2 separate regions of the Mus musculus genome follow, and region 2 is linked to region 1. A link is a loop called in an ENCODE intact Hi-C map of the cell type or tissue named here. Cell type or tissue: heart. All regions are shown on one strand. Links, peaks and the distances in the headings refer to the core of each region. The heading gives the core; the rest is flanking DNA.

What was found. A loop is a pair of places that touch in the nucleus more often than their neighbours do. Peaks named below come from ENCODE experiments on the same cell type or tissue, not always from the same donor. Only the 100,000 strongest peaks of a DNase experiment are listed, where the experiment ranks them.
Region 2: it touches region 1 in a loop (2.0-fold over the local background); 2 of 42 quality-filtered maps call a loop at or near these places.

Annotation. Positions count from the first base shown.
Region 1 is chr17:70,750,383-70,758,718 of GRCm38, forward strand. All of the region lies in intron 6 of Dlgap1 (DLG associated protein 1), which reads left to right. Among named protein-coding and RNA genes, the nearest start is that of Gm36746, 37 kb to the left of the region's middle. In heart, for the core only: a CTCF peak has its summit at 4,746; DNase peaks (open chromatin) are centred at 1,059, 3,579, 4,919 and 5,489; H3K4me3 peaks cover 2,580 bases; H3K27ac peaks cover 3,568 bases; H3K27me3 peaks cover 580 bases.
Region 2 is chr17:70,703,508-70,711,843 of GRCm38, forward strand. The region is part of intron 5 of Dlgap1 (DLG associated protein 1); the gene reads left to right. All of the region lies in intron 1 of Gm36746 (a long non-coding RNA gene), which reads right to left. Among named protein-coding and RNA genes, the nearest start is that of Gm36746, 10 kb to the right of the region's middle. In heart, for the core only: a CTCF peak has its summit at 3,662 (motif pointing right); a DNase peak (open chromatin) is centred at 3,674; H3K4me3 peaks cover 1,183 bases; H3K27me3 peaks cover 1,354 bases.

The DNA of each region.
Region 1 (8,336 bases), core at 306-8,305:
GAAAGAATCTTTTTGTCATTGTTACTGTTTTGAGACAATGTCTCATCTAGCCCAGGCTGGCCTTGAACTCACAATGTAGCAGAGGCGAGCCTTAACACCTGATCCCTCTGCCTCTACCTCTCCAGAGCTAGGACTACAAGTGTTCACCTATTATTAGACAGCAGATACAGTGGCATGTCTGAAAAATAAGTAGGCTTCAGTGGGAAGGACATCTTCCAGGCCAGGTCTATCCTGGGAGAGCTGGGGCAAAACAACCTCTCTCTTGGCCTCCCCCCCCCCCCCACACACACACACACACTTTTAATCTGCTGACTACACCCTCCTCTGCAGGGTTGTTTTTGGAATTCAAAGAGACCAGCTACAGCCTTGGGTTCATTAACACACAGTGAATGGGGGATAGAGGTTGGAGTAACTTGATAACAATTTTAATCTTGACTTCAAAGGGACTGGAAGGTTGCTGGGTTTTGTTTCGTTTAACTGAAAATTTTTGGCAAATGACAAGCATCCGCGCCCCACCTGTCTCTTTATCCACGCTAGAAATACATCCCTGTACATGGTAGGTGTGTGCTCTACGGCAGGGCTATACGCTACGGAGGCAGGGCAAGTTCAGCCGTCAGGGATACTTTAAATAGTCTTGTAGTCAGAAAGATCCCCCAGGAGCACCTGGAAAGTTTCTTCCGATTTGTGCCCTCGGCTGTCGAGGAGCAGCAGTTAAAGAGAGTCTGTCCTTCTCAGGGCTGCTCTTGCTATCTGAGTATGCATAAGAAACCCGCATCCTAACACGCATCCTTTCTCTGAGGCCATTACAGATTAACTTGTAGAGTTTTCCCTTTGAAAAAGGAGGAAGGAGTGAGATGAATAATTAAGAGCTAACCTTCAGAGACCCTGGGAGGCTTGCACCTCCCACAGGCCCCGCCCTCCCCGGACCCTGCTGGAACTAACCGGAAGGAAAGAACGGTTTCCTTTCTGGCTTCTCCACAAATCGCGGTTTCCAAGGCACAAGATTCCCGACCTCCTTCTTCAGGCCGCTCTCAGTGCCAGGCACTGAGACAAGGAGGCATCACCTGAGGCTGAGATTTAGCAGACCCGGGCTCCCGTAGATGTGATTTGTGAACAGGCCTCTCACTTCCTGAAGCAGCACAGAGGACTACCATGCGCTGGATACTCTCCTCCCATTCCGGAGCGCGCTATGGCCTTGGCCCCAGGAAGAGTGAATCGCGGCTGAGATCTGTTTACTAAACCCAGGCCGGCAGACGTTTGTGGTCCCCATTTGGGTTTGTCCTAACACTCAGGGACTCCATGCTAGTTCTGTTGAAATGAGAAGGGTTCTTGGAAAGATGCCATGATAAAACCCAAATCGTGAGTGTAACCTAAAATAAGAGACTTTCAAACCAGGCTGAAGATGCAGCTAAGTTTGTGGAGTACTTGACTAGCATGCAAAAAAAAAGTAATGGTTTTAGTCGCAGTACTTCGTTTAACAAAAAAAAAAAAAAAAAAAAGGCTTAGTGGTCCATGCCTGTAACCCCACCCCTTAGGAGGTGAGTAAGATCAGAAGTTCAAGGTGGTTCAAGCTCAATATCAAAACAAAACAACGAAGGTTCTCAGAAGGGAGAACAACTACCTTGGTGTGTCTGTGATCCCAACCCTTGGCAAGTTTGAAGCTGGAGGATGAGGGGCTCGAGGTCAGCTTCGAGTACACAGCGAGTTCTAGGGCAGCCTAGGCCGTGGGAGACAAAAACCCAGTAATGATGAGTGGAAAGAACTCGTGGGAAGCAAAGCAGTCACAGATAAGGGAGGTTTGGTATCCCGGGCCCTCAGCAGCAATCTCATCGGACCTGAGTGCACCACCAGGCAGACAAGGGAGGATGTTAGCTGGATAAGGCACAGGAGTAGAGATACGTTCCTCATGTTGATGAGAATAGAATCCCAGGCCTCAGGCATGGATGACTATCCAAGCATCTCAACACTGGCGTTCGACGTACTAGCTCTGTGGCAAAAGCTGACTAGTCGTAGCTGAACTTAGCCAGCACTTGACGAGTGCCAACAGAACTGGCCACAACTGCCTATGTAGTAGCTTTGGTAGCTTTGGAGCATTGACTGTAGAACACCCTCATGTGCTGTGTCCTAGTGTACTAGAACATTCAGCTACTGTCTCTTGTATAGTATTTGCATGTAGCCTGTTGCACATCCGGCAATATAAGCCATTTTGAGATTACTTCTTACAGAAATTCAATTTCTTTCTAACTGCAAATGCTTTATAAATATTGTTTTTTTTTATTTTGTGGTTCTAGAGAGCAAACCCAGGACCTGCCCAATACCAGCTAAGCACTCTACTACTGAAATAGACATATATATATATATATATATATATATATATATGTATGTATGTATGTATATATATACTCTAATACTGATATAGACCCATAAGCCTCACTCGGGATGGCCTGGAACTTGCTATATAGACTGCAAAAACCTCAAACTCATAGAGATCCTCCTGCCTCAGCCTCCCAAGTTCTGGGCTTACAAGTATTCACCAACCCAATGTTAGTTTTCTGAGACAAATATTCAACTTGTAGCACAGGCTGGCTTTCCATTTGCAATCTCCCCTGCCTCAGCCTCCTGCATGGTAGGAATTATGTGGACATACACCAAGCAAATACTTGTTATACTGTCTGTATATAGAGAATAGCAAAGAAAAGTCTGTGCGTGTTCAAAAATGAGTCAATTCAAGACAGATCAGATTAGATTAAAGGCCGGTTTCTTGGGAAGCTGCTCTGGAGGTGGGGGGAGACGGGGAGGGGAGAAAGAGTCCTCATACAAAGAGGGAAAAGGAGAGGAAAGAGAGAGACCCAAACGTCAGGATTAGATAGGAAGGAGCCACTAAGGGAATGGCAGCCCAGCCCTGGACTGGAAAATTCAATGATGGGAGCAGGGTATGCCAGGTAGGGAGTGAGGGATGCTGGGAGAACCTGGAGGCCAGGTCTGCTTTGATATATATACACCTCAGTTGCTTGTCCAGGGGTTCAAAACCAAACACTTGAACTTCTGATATTCCTGAGCTACAGGTATGTGCCACCACACCCAACGGGCAGCCGGCTTTTGTCAAAACTCAGTCTGCCCTGAGGGCTTGGTAGACCAGCTGCCCAAACAGGAAGCCTTATATAATTCTGTAACCCTGACCTTGGGCCCTGAATCTCTCTCTTCTGTAAACAGTCCATTCAACTCAGGAAGGCCTGTAGGCCAGACGGGGACATATTTTGAAAAACACACAATTACAAATGCTGAAAAAGAAAAAAAGAAAAAAGAAAAAAACAAAACAATTCCCTAAGCGTAAGAGGAAGTGACTGTGTCTGAGTCAGGGGTAGAAAAAAATCCAGAAAGTCATGGAACAAATGGCAATGACATCTTCCTGGTGATGAATGTGCCAGGACGGCCGTCTGTGTGCACAGTTGACTCAATAGCACCTGTTGGCAAAGCCGGGAGATGAAGTGCTAAAGAGATCGTATTCCCATCTGGGAACAACACCCGCTGCCTGGGAAATTAGTAACCCTGAAGACCGAAATGTCCCTCCCGATTTCAACACACGGTTCCCTGGCTCTAGAAAGGCTGTGTGGTTCACACAGGCCAGCGGCCCTACCAAGCTTACTCAGACCCCCCGGCCTTAACCTTTGCCCTTACACGATGTGGGCAAAAACAACTCTAACATCTCATGGTTTCAGGCATGGGCTGGTTTTGGCTTATAGTATTATTTGATTGTCAAGCTTCGTGGAGGTCTATACTACAGGGCTCAGACCTTAACCCCTGGACCCCGCGCCTTCTGAAGAGACACCTCCAGCATTCTTCAGTGTCCTCTAATTTAGTTAATTAATGAAAGTTTCTGAGAGGACCAGGTACTTTGATCTGAACCTCTCAAGCTTCCGTGTACCGTTTCCAGATGCAGAGCCAGGAAGCGCTGGGTCCTGTGGGCTAACAGCGACTCGGGACTGGGCCTCCATTTCTGCCCAACATTGGAAAGGGGGTAGGGCAGTGTCTAAGAGGATCAGACAGCCTAAAAACACAGCCGCTGGCATTTTACTGGGTGTAGCTGCAGTCTGGGAAGCTGATCTGGCAGTGTGGAAATCTTCAGTAATCCTTATAACACAGGAACCCAGCAGGGCTGACTGGGAAAGCTTCAAAACCCAAAAGGTGTCTGTATGTGGAATATACGAGACAAACAGGGAAAATGGGAGTAATTACAGCAGGAATCACGTTTTGTTGATGCTTTTTCAAGACAAAGCCTGAGTAAGGAGTCCAGGCTGGTCTTGAACCCTGGTCTTCCCACATCGGCCTCAAAAGGAAGAAATCACAGGCCCGAGCCTCCTGCAATGTTTACCAGACCCTGTTCCCAGTATTCTCCCTCACTGATTCTGGGGAGGAGGGGGGCGTCTGAGTCCAGAGGTTTCATTCCGTGGATAATTGTCAATGTGCTTAAATAAAAGTGAAGACTCTCTACAGGTAGATCTGCTAGCGTTTACCTTTAATTTCCGCACTCAGGAGACAGAAGCAGCCTAGTCTACATAGTGAGTTCCAGGACAGCCAAGGCTAAATATCTACCATATCTCGAAAACAACAACAAAAATGGGGACATTTTGAATGGATTCCATCTCTGCACCAGAGACAGGTCGGCACACTTCCACAAAACTTACCAGCGGGAACTGCCGCGGAGTTCCGAACACGTGCATGTTGTTCCGATGTTGGCCACCAGGGCGTGCGAGAGAGCAGGACAGCCTGCAGCACTTAAGTTTGTTTTCCCAGACTTTGTCTTGGGAGGGAGGAGGTTGGGTGCGGGGGCAGTTAGGCGAGATGCAGCTGGCTCAAAAACAATCCGTTTGTTCCCTGAAATTATCCCACTCGCCTTTTAGAAGTCAAAGGTTGCCACGTTACCTGTTGCCAGGTTCCTAAGAGTGCTCGGGGGAAAATGTGGGTGAGAATGGCTCTCCTGAAGCCTGGTGGGGTTTCAAGCTTTGCCCAACACTGACGCTGACATTTGGAGGGCAGCTGCGACGGATCTGAGTCTAGTTTGGTTGCAGGTCTAATAGAGTGGCTGTGACTTACATCCTTTACAGGCATCAAGTGCCTGGGGCTTCCCCCCACCCCACCCCCTTCTTTTAATGGCACTTAGCTTTCAGATTCCTCCCCTCCCGGGATTTCTATACAGTGCACGCTCTGTGCAAACCAGCCACGCCTCCGGAATTCCAAGTTTTGTAGCAACCTTTTAGTTGGGAATATATATGTATTATGTTTTTATATATAGATATGAATCCCAAACATTGCGTCCAAGAGACAAGCCTTTCCTTTCTTCCTGCCTCTGAGAACAATGTTTTGTTTGATTAGCCCGGGCAATGGGGCTCTCCCTCGAAAAGGCGGGGGCTATCAGTTGAATAGATCTTCAAGCCAGACATGCCGAGGCTTGGGGCGTTTGTCTGGCATTAGGAAGTGTCTGGGATCCTGGTAATCACCAACTGGCGAGGGTGTGGATGACTGCAAGAGTTATTGCCGGCCCCTCCCTCCTCGGCTCGCTCAGAGCCGCTTCCCCCCCCCCCCCCATTCAGTGACAGGGAAAAGTGTTTTCCGTGGAGGATGCCTTGAGTGGAAGTCATTCTCACACAGGCACCTCCCAGGAGCCAGAATGCATACTAACTACTGTGGGGTGCACTGTACCTCCCAGAGGTGGGCTGGCAAGCGAGTGCGCCTCACCAACCACCAGGATCTCTCTGGGTGGCCTGAAAAGGGGGAAGCTGTAAATATTTTTGAAATAGGGCAGTAATTTTTCCATGTGGACTCTGTTGGGCAGAGATTTTGCAAGGTTTTGTTAATTTTTTAGAACTTATATATACTTAGGTATTTTCTCTTTTTAAAATTGTTTGTTTGTTTGGTAGTTCTGAGGATTAAAGGCAGACCTTTTTGAGACTGCAGCAAGATTTCTACATAGCCCTGGCTGTCCTGGAACTTGCTATGTAGACCAGGCTGGCCTCAAACTCACAGGGATCCGCCAGCTGGAGAGATGGCTCAGAGGTCCAGAGCACTTGCAGAGGACCTGTGTTCCATTCCCAGCACTTACGTGAGGGCTTTTGACCATCCCGACACCAGCTGCACGGGATCCGGTCCACAGGCAGCAGGTATGCATGTGGTGGACAGAATACACAGGGGGGGGGGCGGGGGGGGAGGTAAAAATCATATGCATAAATTTAAATAAATCTTTTAAAGAAAGAAAGAAAATTGTCTGATCTGTGCTTGTGCGCCTTCCCAGGAAATGAGTCGTCACTACAGAATAATGTCCTTCTGTTCTGTGTATGAACAATGTGTGACTACACATCTTACAGATTTGTTTTGTTTGTTTATTTGTAATATTACACACACACACACACACACACACACACACACATACACATCATGTAGGCATCAAGCTCACAGAAATCTGCCTGCCACTCTAGTGTCAGGATTAACCACTAAGCCTGATGTTTTTGTTGTTGCTGTTGTTAATTAAAACTGCATCTATTTATTTTGTATGTGTATGGGCATATGCATGCCACGATGTGCATGTGGAAGCCAGAGGACAACTTTTGAGAGTCGGTTGTCACCTTCTGCCATGTGGGTCTCTGGGGATCGACTCAGGCTGTGAAGCTTGGCAGCTGGTGTGTTTACGATCGAGCCCTCTCTCAGACTCATGCAGGTCTTGTTCTTTTAATTTCTCTCGTTTGTTTTGTATGCACTTGTGTGATCTCATATGTGCGATCTGGTGTGCATTGGAAGATCAGAGTACCACTTGCAAGATCTGGTTCTTTCTCTCCACCACGTGGTTTTAGGGTGAACTTGATTAATAACTGCTTTTATACAAGTTCAGTCTGGTAGCAGCCTGGGACTCAAGGGGAAAACTGTAGGTTAGCAAGCTTGTGGTCCTGGGTTCAAAGATCTAATACCACAGAAACAACACCAATAAAAGTCCCTCGCAGGGCTGGTGAGATGGCTCAGTGGGTAAGAGCACCCGACTGCTCTTCCAAAGGTCCAGAGTTCAAGTCCCAGCAACCACATGGTGGCTCACAACCATCCATAATGAGATCTGACTCCCTCTTCTGGAGTGTCTGAAGACAGCTACAATGTACTTTCATATAATAAATAAATCTTTAAAAAAAAAAAAAAAAAAAAAAAAAAAAAAAAAAAGTCCCTCGCAGACACCTGCACAAACTAGCTCATACACACACTTATTCACATAATTTAAAATAAATCTTAAGTGGGGACAAAGAGACCAACAAGAAGGTGGTCCCTGCCCCTGCTCGCCTGTGTGTTCAATGACCACCTAACATCTGTCCTTAGGAGCTGACAGAGGATGACCAAAGTGGGCAGAGTCTACATGAACTTCCAGAAAGCCTTCTCCTGACCCACCCACCACCACCACCACTCCACCCCCACCCCGGAGTTCCCTGAGGCTTGCCACACCAGCACTGTCTTTCATTGAGAAAGTAGACAACTGGGCTGGAGAGATGGCTCAGAGGTTAAGAGCACAGACTGCTCTCGCAGAGGTCCTGAGTTCAATTCCTAGCAACCACATGGTGGTGTAAGACTCCGGGGAGCCTTAGCTTATCAGGGACCCCCAGAGTGAACCAGGTAGAGTTGAGATCAGTGCAAAAAGCAAGAGGAATTTATTGTTCCAGTGCACTGGAGTCTCACCATCACTCGGGCAGCGAGTGATGCAACTAGGCACAATATGATTGGCGGGACGGTGCACGCTTTAAACTGATTGGTCTTTAGGGAATGAGATGACTAGGATTTCCCTTGTCTGAAGGCGGGCAAGGGTCTGTCCTGCATCCTGCAGAATGTGTCCCCACCCTCAGGTCAGATCCTGCCCAGTGGTCTGAGAAATGTCAATTAGCCTCTCCCTTTTGGAGGGGCAAGTGTTTCATGGCCTTTGCAAAGTTGCAAAGCTGACATGTGACTCACAACCATCTGTAATGGGATCTGATGCACACTCTACTGGTGTGTCTGAAGACAGCTACGGTGTACTCATATAAATAAAAATAAGTGAATAAATAAATAATATTTTAATAACTTTGAGTTAAGTATGGGAGTCCACTCCAGTACTACCAGCACATTGGAGCAGAAGGATGAAGAGTTCAAATCTTGCTGGGGTGCACACTGTATTCTGAGGTACACACTGTGTGCTGGGGTGCACACTGTATGCTGGGGTACGCACTGTGTGCTGGATTCCACACTGTATGCTGGGATACACACTGTGTGCTGGGATACACACTGTATGCTGTGGTCCACACTGTATGCTGAGATACACACTGTGTGCTGTG
Region 2 (8,336 bases), core at 300-8,299, 47 kb before region 1:
CCTTAGACTGGTTCAGAATTGCTGACCATAGAGATTGGCCAGGAGGAACAGAAGCCTGGAGGTTGAAAAGTTTCCAAGACAAATCCTAGCTCAGGGAAAGCCAGCATCTGCTCAGTGGCTTCACAGACCCAGAAGAATGAGGCTGTTATTTCTGTCAAGTCCCACAGGTGTTCTTTTTAAGGTGACCTCGCTACACTTAGAAAAGTATAATATCTTTTTGGTTTATGATGAAAACAGGAACATTCCGCTTACATGGTCGCTGTCCAATATCAAGACACGGTTTGTATAAAGCATGTAGAATCAGAAATGTGACTTACATTTATAGATTCTCAGATTTAAATTACTCAGAGGAACTCTGAGAGATGGCTGGGCCTTTAGAACACTTGTTGCTCTTCCAGATGACCTGAGTTCAATTCCCAGCACCCACATGGCTCCTCACAATCTGTAACTCCATTTCCAAGAGTCTTAGTCAGGGTTTCTATTCCTGCACAAAACATCATGACTAAGAAGAAGTTGGGGAGGAAAGGGTTTACTTATTCAGCTTGCATTTCCACATTGCTGTTCATCACCAAAGGAAGTCAGGACAGGAACTCACACAGGGTAGGAACCTGGAGGCAGCAGCTGATGCAGAGGCCATGAAGGGGTGTTATTTACTGGCTTGCTTCCCCTTGCTGTCTCAGCTTGCTTTCTTATAGAACCTAAGACTACCAGCCCAGGGATGACACCACCCACAATGGGCCCTCCTTCCCTTGATTGCTAATTGAGAAAATGCCTTACAGCTGGATCTCATGGAGGCATTTTCTCAAGGGAGGCTCTCTGTGATAACTCCAGCCTGTGTCAAATTGTCACACAGAAACAGCCAGTAAACCAAGGGACCCTCTTCTGGCTTTCTTGGGCACCAGCACACATGTGGTGCACAGACATACCTGCAGGCCAAACACATAAAATTTCTCACAAAGCTCTGACAATCACGTGCTAGGTTGTGTTTGTAAAGAAGACACACCATTCTTTCTGTTTAGTTCAGAGAATGACAATTGCCCTGCAAATCCTTTGCCACAACCTGTAAGAAGGAACTCTCTCTGCAGGGTGGTGCGTATGACACTCACATGAAAGCCAGGCTGACAGGTCTCAGTGGTCAGGTTGCTGGAATGCACTGGAATTCTAAGGAAGCCAATGGGTGCTCTGTCAGCTGTGTAGAACACTTGGGAGGCAGAGACAGGCAGATCTCTATGAGTTCAAGGACAGCCTGGTCTACAGAGTGAGTTCCAGGACAGCCAGAGCTACAGAGTAAGACCCTGTCAAACAAAACAAAAACCAAAAAGAAAAGAAAAACACAAAGATAAGTGAACATTTAGGATAATGAAGGAGAGATGGTAATTTGTAACAACTGTTCAATGTATAGCTTTCTCTCTGCAGATAATGGTCCATCTTTCCTAGTTAATTCTAGGTTTTCAAAGAATAAGCTATTTGGAGAGGCTCTGCTTTTAGGCAGATGGGGGATTCAAGAAAAAAATTCTATGGTCAAATGTCTCCAGTTCTCGTTTATGCTTATGCAATATTATCACATGTCCTGTGCTTGCTCCTTCAAAGGAGCCAGTGATAGATCCTTTATCTGTGTTCTTAGTGGCCCAGCTATGGCCTGAGATGGAGCTGTGACCTGGAGAGGGGGAAGAGCAGAGCCTCCCAGGCCCAGCACACACTCAAAATGTAGTAATCTGTACCAGTGAAGGACTTCCTTGACTGGCCTCAAGGATGGCACTACCATTGGAGAAGTCTTACCATCTGAGCCATGGCTCCACCTTTGGAAATGTTGCTGTTGTTGTTACTGTGCTCGTGTGTGTGTGCGTGTGTGTGTGTGTGCGTGTGTGGTGTGTGCGTGTGTGGTGTGTGTGTGCATGCACATGCATGTGTGTGTGTGTGGTGTGTGTGTGCGCGTGTGTGTGTGTGTGTGTGTGTATGTGTGTGGGGTGTGCGTGCGTGTGTGTGTGTGTGTGTATGTGTGTGTGTGTGGTGTGTGTGTGCATGCACATGCGTGTGTGTGTGTGGTGTGTGTGTGTGGTGTGTGTGTGCATGCACATGTGTGTGTGTGTGTGTGAATGTGTGTGTGCACTCAAGCACTTATACCACAGCACGCATGTGGAGGTCAAAGGACAACAGTTCTCTCCACTGTTGATCCTGGGACTCAAAACCCTCAGGTTCGGCAGCACACGCCTTTGCCTGTCGGGTCATCTGCATCCGAGGATTTAACAATACCTTATAGAATGGATTGAGCCTTGACCTTCAACAATTCGGGTTTGTTTTGTTTTTCCACGCTGAGGATGGGACCCAGGGCTTTGCACATAGCAGGGAAGAACTCTAGCACTCACCTACAACCCCAACCCAATTCTGAATATCTTTAACCTCTGCTGGTAGAAAATCCATATGGTTCTCTTCACTAGTCAATGCCTGTGGAGTATGAAGCCTTTACGAGGCCCCGGGATGCATCTACCCCTAGCATCCACCTCATTTTGACAGCTGAGGAAAAAGACACAAAAAGATCAAGTGATTTTTTTTTTCCCAAAGTCACAAGGATAGCAGACAATATTGGTACCTGTTGGCTCAGTATGACTCTAAAATGTAAACCCTTGACAGTCAGGAGTCGTGCCTTCTGCCATGATGCTGTTTAATAAATCAATGTGTAATATGAGCAGGGAGGGCACAGTGACCAGATGTCTGTGATCCCGGGACATGAACAGCAGATGCAGAGGATCAGGAGTTCAGGGTCAGCCTTGGTTAGACCTGGAGGCCAGGCTAGGCTACCTGAGAGCCTGTTGTTGTTAAAAAAGAAAAAAATCTAAAAGCAAGCATAGCTGTGTTCAGAACAAAATACTGACTGGGAGAAGGTTCTGTCAGTAAGATGCTGACCTCAAATTCAATTCCCAGAACCCATGTAAATATCAGGCTACAAGGGAAGGTGCCAGGAGACACCCCACACACACAAACGTGCATTCACACACCTGTGTGTACACACACATACACACACACACACACACACACACACACACACACACACACACACATGAACACACTTCTCTTTCCCACCCAGAAGTTGACTTCTTGCCTTGGGTAGGGTTGCTGTATTGATCAAGCCCTGATGCTTTCGCCCCGTGTGGACGGTACGCAACTGTTTATTACTGGACACGTTTTTACTGAACAGAAGCCTCATCCCAGCGGCTGCAGATGCAGTTCAGGAATATTCCATGCCCTTGCCTTCCCATACAGTCGGAGAAGCTTGACAGCAGAGAGGCATCCAACACCTATCACGAAGCAATCGCTGAAGAGAAGTCAGGAAAGGTTTTCTAGCCCGGGCCACTTTTGAGTTGACTGAAAAGAAGCAGGGTGCAGTAACCACACGACCACCAATATTAAAAACCAGCAGATTCAAATCTGACTTATTTCTTTTCGAAGCTTCTGGAACATTCAGAAGGCCAGGCACAGAGTGGGGAAGGAGGAACTTTAATTCCGAAGTTCCCTCCCAGGTCTGGCTTAGGGTTTAAAACTGCCTTTCAATCCTGTACTGCCAAACTTCTCCATGTGCGGAAAACTGGAAGCTCCGCCTTTCATGGATGTGATTGACGGCTCTGGCTTCCTGGGCAAAGACGTAGTAACAGCACATGGACGCCAGGGGGCAATACGGTCCCGCCGAGGACTTGGGAACCTGAAGCATTTGTGACATCTCTGTACCTAAAAGGAATCCTTTAGAGTACCACGAAGGAACAAGAGCACTCTAAATGCACTTTCACCGGAATAGCCCGTCGGCACCGGTGCTGAGCTGCCATCTCTGCATAGTTTGTTGACTTTGCTTAATGCAGCTGCCGGATCTTTTCTGCCCTCTTGCCTAGTAAGTCCTTGAGCCCCAGCCAGCCCCAGCCAGGTCGTTCAAGGTGCTACCCGAGATCAGGTCCTCTGCCTGCATACAGAGTCAGCTTCCATGCCCCTGCGGCCCAGCCACTGCAGCGTTTCAGGTCATTCCAGTCCCAGGCATCATTTTGTTTCCAGTTCGCAGCTGCCAGGTGTCTGCCCTCACTTAACCCGCAAGGATGAAAGATCAAAGGTGTGCCTGCATCTGCCTTCTGTCCCTGCGCTTTCAAATGGTACACATTCAAAAGATATAAATGCGGTATTGTGCACCCTGGAGGGAGTGGTGGGGCAAGGATCAGAGGTGGCACCGGGCACCGGTTCAGAACACGTGGCTATTAGAAAATGAGGAGAGCAATCTCTGCAGCTCCGAAGCTCTGACCTGGTGAAGCGTGTTCAACTTAAAAGACAAAGACTTTTTTTTGCGAGTGGATGGACTCCCCCTATCTCCAACTACAGACATCGGGTCCACAGAACCAGGTGGCGAGTGTGACTCAGTGGTAGACCGCCTGCCTATGGGAACTGAGCAAGCAGGAAAAATAAATGAATCTCACGGTGTTAAAGCATCCACAAGGCTAGCCCAGTGTGCTCGTGCCTGTTGGAGACAGACACTAGCAGATCTGAGTTCCTGGCCAGTCAGGACTACTTAGTGAAACCTTGCCTTTGAAAAAGAAAGAAAGGGGGAGAGGAAAGAAACAGAAGGAGGGAGGGAAGGAGGGAGGGAGGGAGGGAGGGAGGGAGGGAGGGAGGGAGGGAGGGAGGACCCACAAAGCTTGGTTAACGCTTGGAATATTGGAAAGCGGGATGCTATGAATCTGGACCCCAAGTCCCTTGGGCAATCTTTAGCCCCTTAACAGTCATTCATTGCCCACCCATGTTTGACCTTGTAACACCCTTGTGACTATTCAGGTAAATCCTTCTGGAATGTTCTAACAGGCTACACGCTTCCTCCAACCCAGAGGCTAAGAATGCCATCAGATTGCACCTAAGATCGGAGTTATCCCCCTCAGCAGTCATACCTAATAGTCTCACCAATATATTTTTTAAATGTCTTGATTTATGACTTTGTTCTGTAACTATAAAAACTTCATCAAGCTGGGCAGTGGTAGCACATGCCTTTAACCCCAGCACTTGGGAGGCAGAGGCAGGTGGATTTCTGAGTTTGAGGCCAGCCTGGTCTACAGAGTGAGTTCCAGGACAGCCAGGGCTACACAGAGAAACCCTATCTCGAAAAATAAGAAAAAAAACAAAAACAACTTCATCAAACTGTTAGCACATTGGAGAGAGGCATCTACCATGGCCATTCATAGCTGGCTCCAGAATAAACTCTCATTCCCTTTGAGGTGAGAGCTGTGTTTTTGTGTCAAGGCTCTGGATTCCACGCCCTACACAGTTGTGTGTGTGTGTGTGTGTGTGTGTGTGTGTGTGTACAGATGTATTTGTACAAGTGTGTCTGTGTGTATGCACATGTGTTTGTGTATGTGTACTGATGTGTGTGTGTGCCTGTGTGTATATATGCATGTGTGTGTTTGTGTGTGTGGATGGATATGTATATTTGTATGTGTGGATGGATGTATATGTACATGTGTGTATGAATGTTGTGTACGTGTGTGCGTATATGTGTATGGATGTGTGTATACGTGTGTGTACAAATGTGTATATGTGTGTATGGATGCATCTGTGTGTATGTGTGTGTGTACAGGTGTGGGTGTGTGTACAGGTTCTGTGTGTGTGTGTATGTGTGTGGTATAGAGGAGTGAGAGGTATAAAGGAAGACACTTTGAAATTATAGAATGGAAGTTATAAAGACATCGATGAAGACATTTGCTTATGTAACTAATAGAAACAGTGACAAGAGATGCAGGAAAACTGTAGAGAGCCACTTTCCAAGGGAGCCACATTTCCCGTACCTATGGGAACAATAAGTCGAGGTGCATCCCCAAGAGGAAGTGAACAAAACTCTGAGCACAGTTACTGTGGGAAGTGGCAGCTTTGCCCGGCCCTGAGATTGCAGCTTCCTTCTGCTGTAGATGTGGGGTGAAAAATAGCTCCTGACCCAGCAAAAAACAGGTTATAACTTCAACTTAGAAGTGCTTCAGTCTGACCACCACTAACTTCTCAGGACTCCCAAGAAAGCCCCCTGTCCCTATTTCCCCTAAAACCATAAATGAGAGATAGCACAAATTGCACCTGACCCTTGCAACCCCGAACCCACACATTCCCAGGGGCTTCTCATGGCCTCTTTTCCTGGGCTTCCTGAGTTTTCGGGGGTGACCAGCTGCGCCCACAGACCATAGCTGAGCGATTAATAAGTCACACATACTTGCCCACTTCCTGTGGCTGGGAATCCAGGTTTGCACAGCACATGAGCAAAAAGAATAGTGGTGAGTTATTAAGGCTGTGTCGAGGAGGGAGTCCTTATCAACAGCATCAGACAATCAATTCATCTGCTTGACAAATATTTATCCAGCACTTGCTGAAGCCAGGAATCCCACTGTGATCAAAGGGAGCCTCTGTTCTCATGGGGTTTACATTCTAGAGGTGAGTAGTGGCATGGCTCAAATCATCAAAGATGACTGTGCTCCCGGAAGAGAACTTGGGACCGATAGGAGAATCGCTGCAAGGAGGGAGCAAAGAGAGAGGCTCGGGGAAGCTTCTGGAGAAAACCCTCATGCACTAAGCAGGCAACGATGGATAAATGGAGAAGAAGCTCCAGCTAGCTAGCTTTCAGGGACACAAAAGAATGGCGTGGCCAGGCTGTGGGGACAATCTCAGGTGAGACCAGTCAGGTCTAACTTGCTTAGCTGTTGCCATGAAATGTGTCACCCTGCAATGCATAGAGGCTCGTAAATAGACTTTTTTTTAAAAAATCAGATTCTGCATTTTAATCAGAAATGATTACAGTCATTTCTAGTTGGATCAGAAATGTCCCCAGCATCTCATGCGTGAGGGCTTCGTCATCAACCTGTGGCTGTACTAGAAGATAATGGAACGATGGAAAGTTAGTAGGGACGTGTTCCTGAAGGAGATCCTGGCACTCCATCCCCAGAACTCTTTGTTCTCTCTGTCTGTCTCTCTGCCTCCTCTCTCCTTCCCTCCTTCCACCACCACCCTTTTTTTTTAGCTTCTTTAAGGTGAGCAATCCTCAACCATTGTGCCCCACCCTGCCACCATGATACAACACGCCACCACAGACCCACCTTTCCTTTCATAGCATCCACTACCTCCCCGCAGTCTATTCAATTATGAATCTATCAGTGGCTCGAGACACTTATTGATTAGCCAAATATCCTTCTGACTCAATCACTCTTGACATCCCAGCCCTCTGCATTGCCTTGAGGACTAAGCTTTCCACGCAAGTGCCTTTGGAGGGCATGCCTGTCCATATCAGAACAAACACTTCCATTCTAGACGAGGCACCATAGTGATCAGTGGCCAGCGGCTGTTCTGAAACCCACAGGCTTCCCATTCCTCAGCTGAGGAGCCCAGGCCTGGTCCCTTAGGGACAATTTTTTCACCACTCTTGGGTCTACTCATCAGAATTTTGTCACATGTTCTGAGTTGTCCATTTTCCATCAACTTCTCAGCCCATTTTATGACTGTGCCCATTGAACTTGCCCTGAACCTTGTCCATCCAAAGGTGTGGCCCCTGGTTCTGTTCATCTTTGTGGCCTACCACTGGGTCTTACTGGACATCTCTCTGCTAAACAAGATATGTCTACAGTTCTCTTCAAAGTGGAGCTGGGGATCAGAACCTTTGGAATTCCTCAAAGTCTTTTTTTTTTTTAATCGATTTTAGGAACACCAGAGGACACATGGTTAAATGTTTCTGATGTAATAAAAATTTTTCTTTTTTTTTATTAGATATTTTCTTCATTTACATTTCAAATGCTATCCCAAAAGTTCCCTATACCCTCCTCCCACCCTGCTCCCCTCCCCACCCACTCCCATTTCTTGGCCTTGGCATTCCCCTGTACTGGGGCATATAAAGTTTGCAAGATCAAGGGGCCTCTCTTTCCAATGATGGCCAACTAGGCCATCTTCTGCTACATATGCAGCTGGAGACATGAGCTCTGGGGGTACTGGTTAGTTCATATTGTTGTTCCACCTATAGGTTTGCAGACCCTTTCAGCTCCTTGGGTACTTTCTCTAGCTCCTCCATTGGGGGCCCTGTGTTCCATCCAATAGCTGACTGTGAGCATCCACTTCTGTATTTGCCAGGAAAGAGACAGCTATATCAGGGTCCTTTCAGCAAAATCTTGCTGGCATAGTAATAACTTTTTAAAGGATCATAATAGCCATCTCTTAAAATGTAATAGTTAATTTTTTATATTTTTATTTTGGCATTTTGGCTTAGCAAGTCCTGGCTCTTTGTATTTCCTCTAAATGATTTTTTAAATATAGGTTTTGGTTGGTTTGTTTGTTTGTTTGTTTGTTTG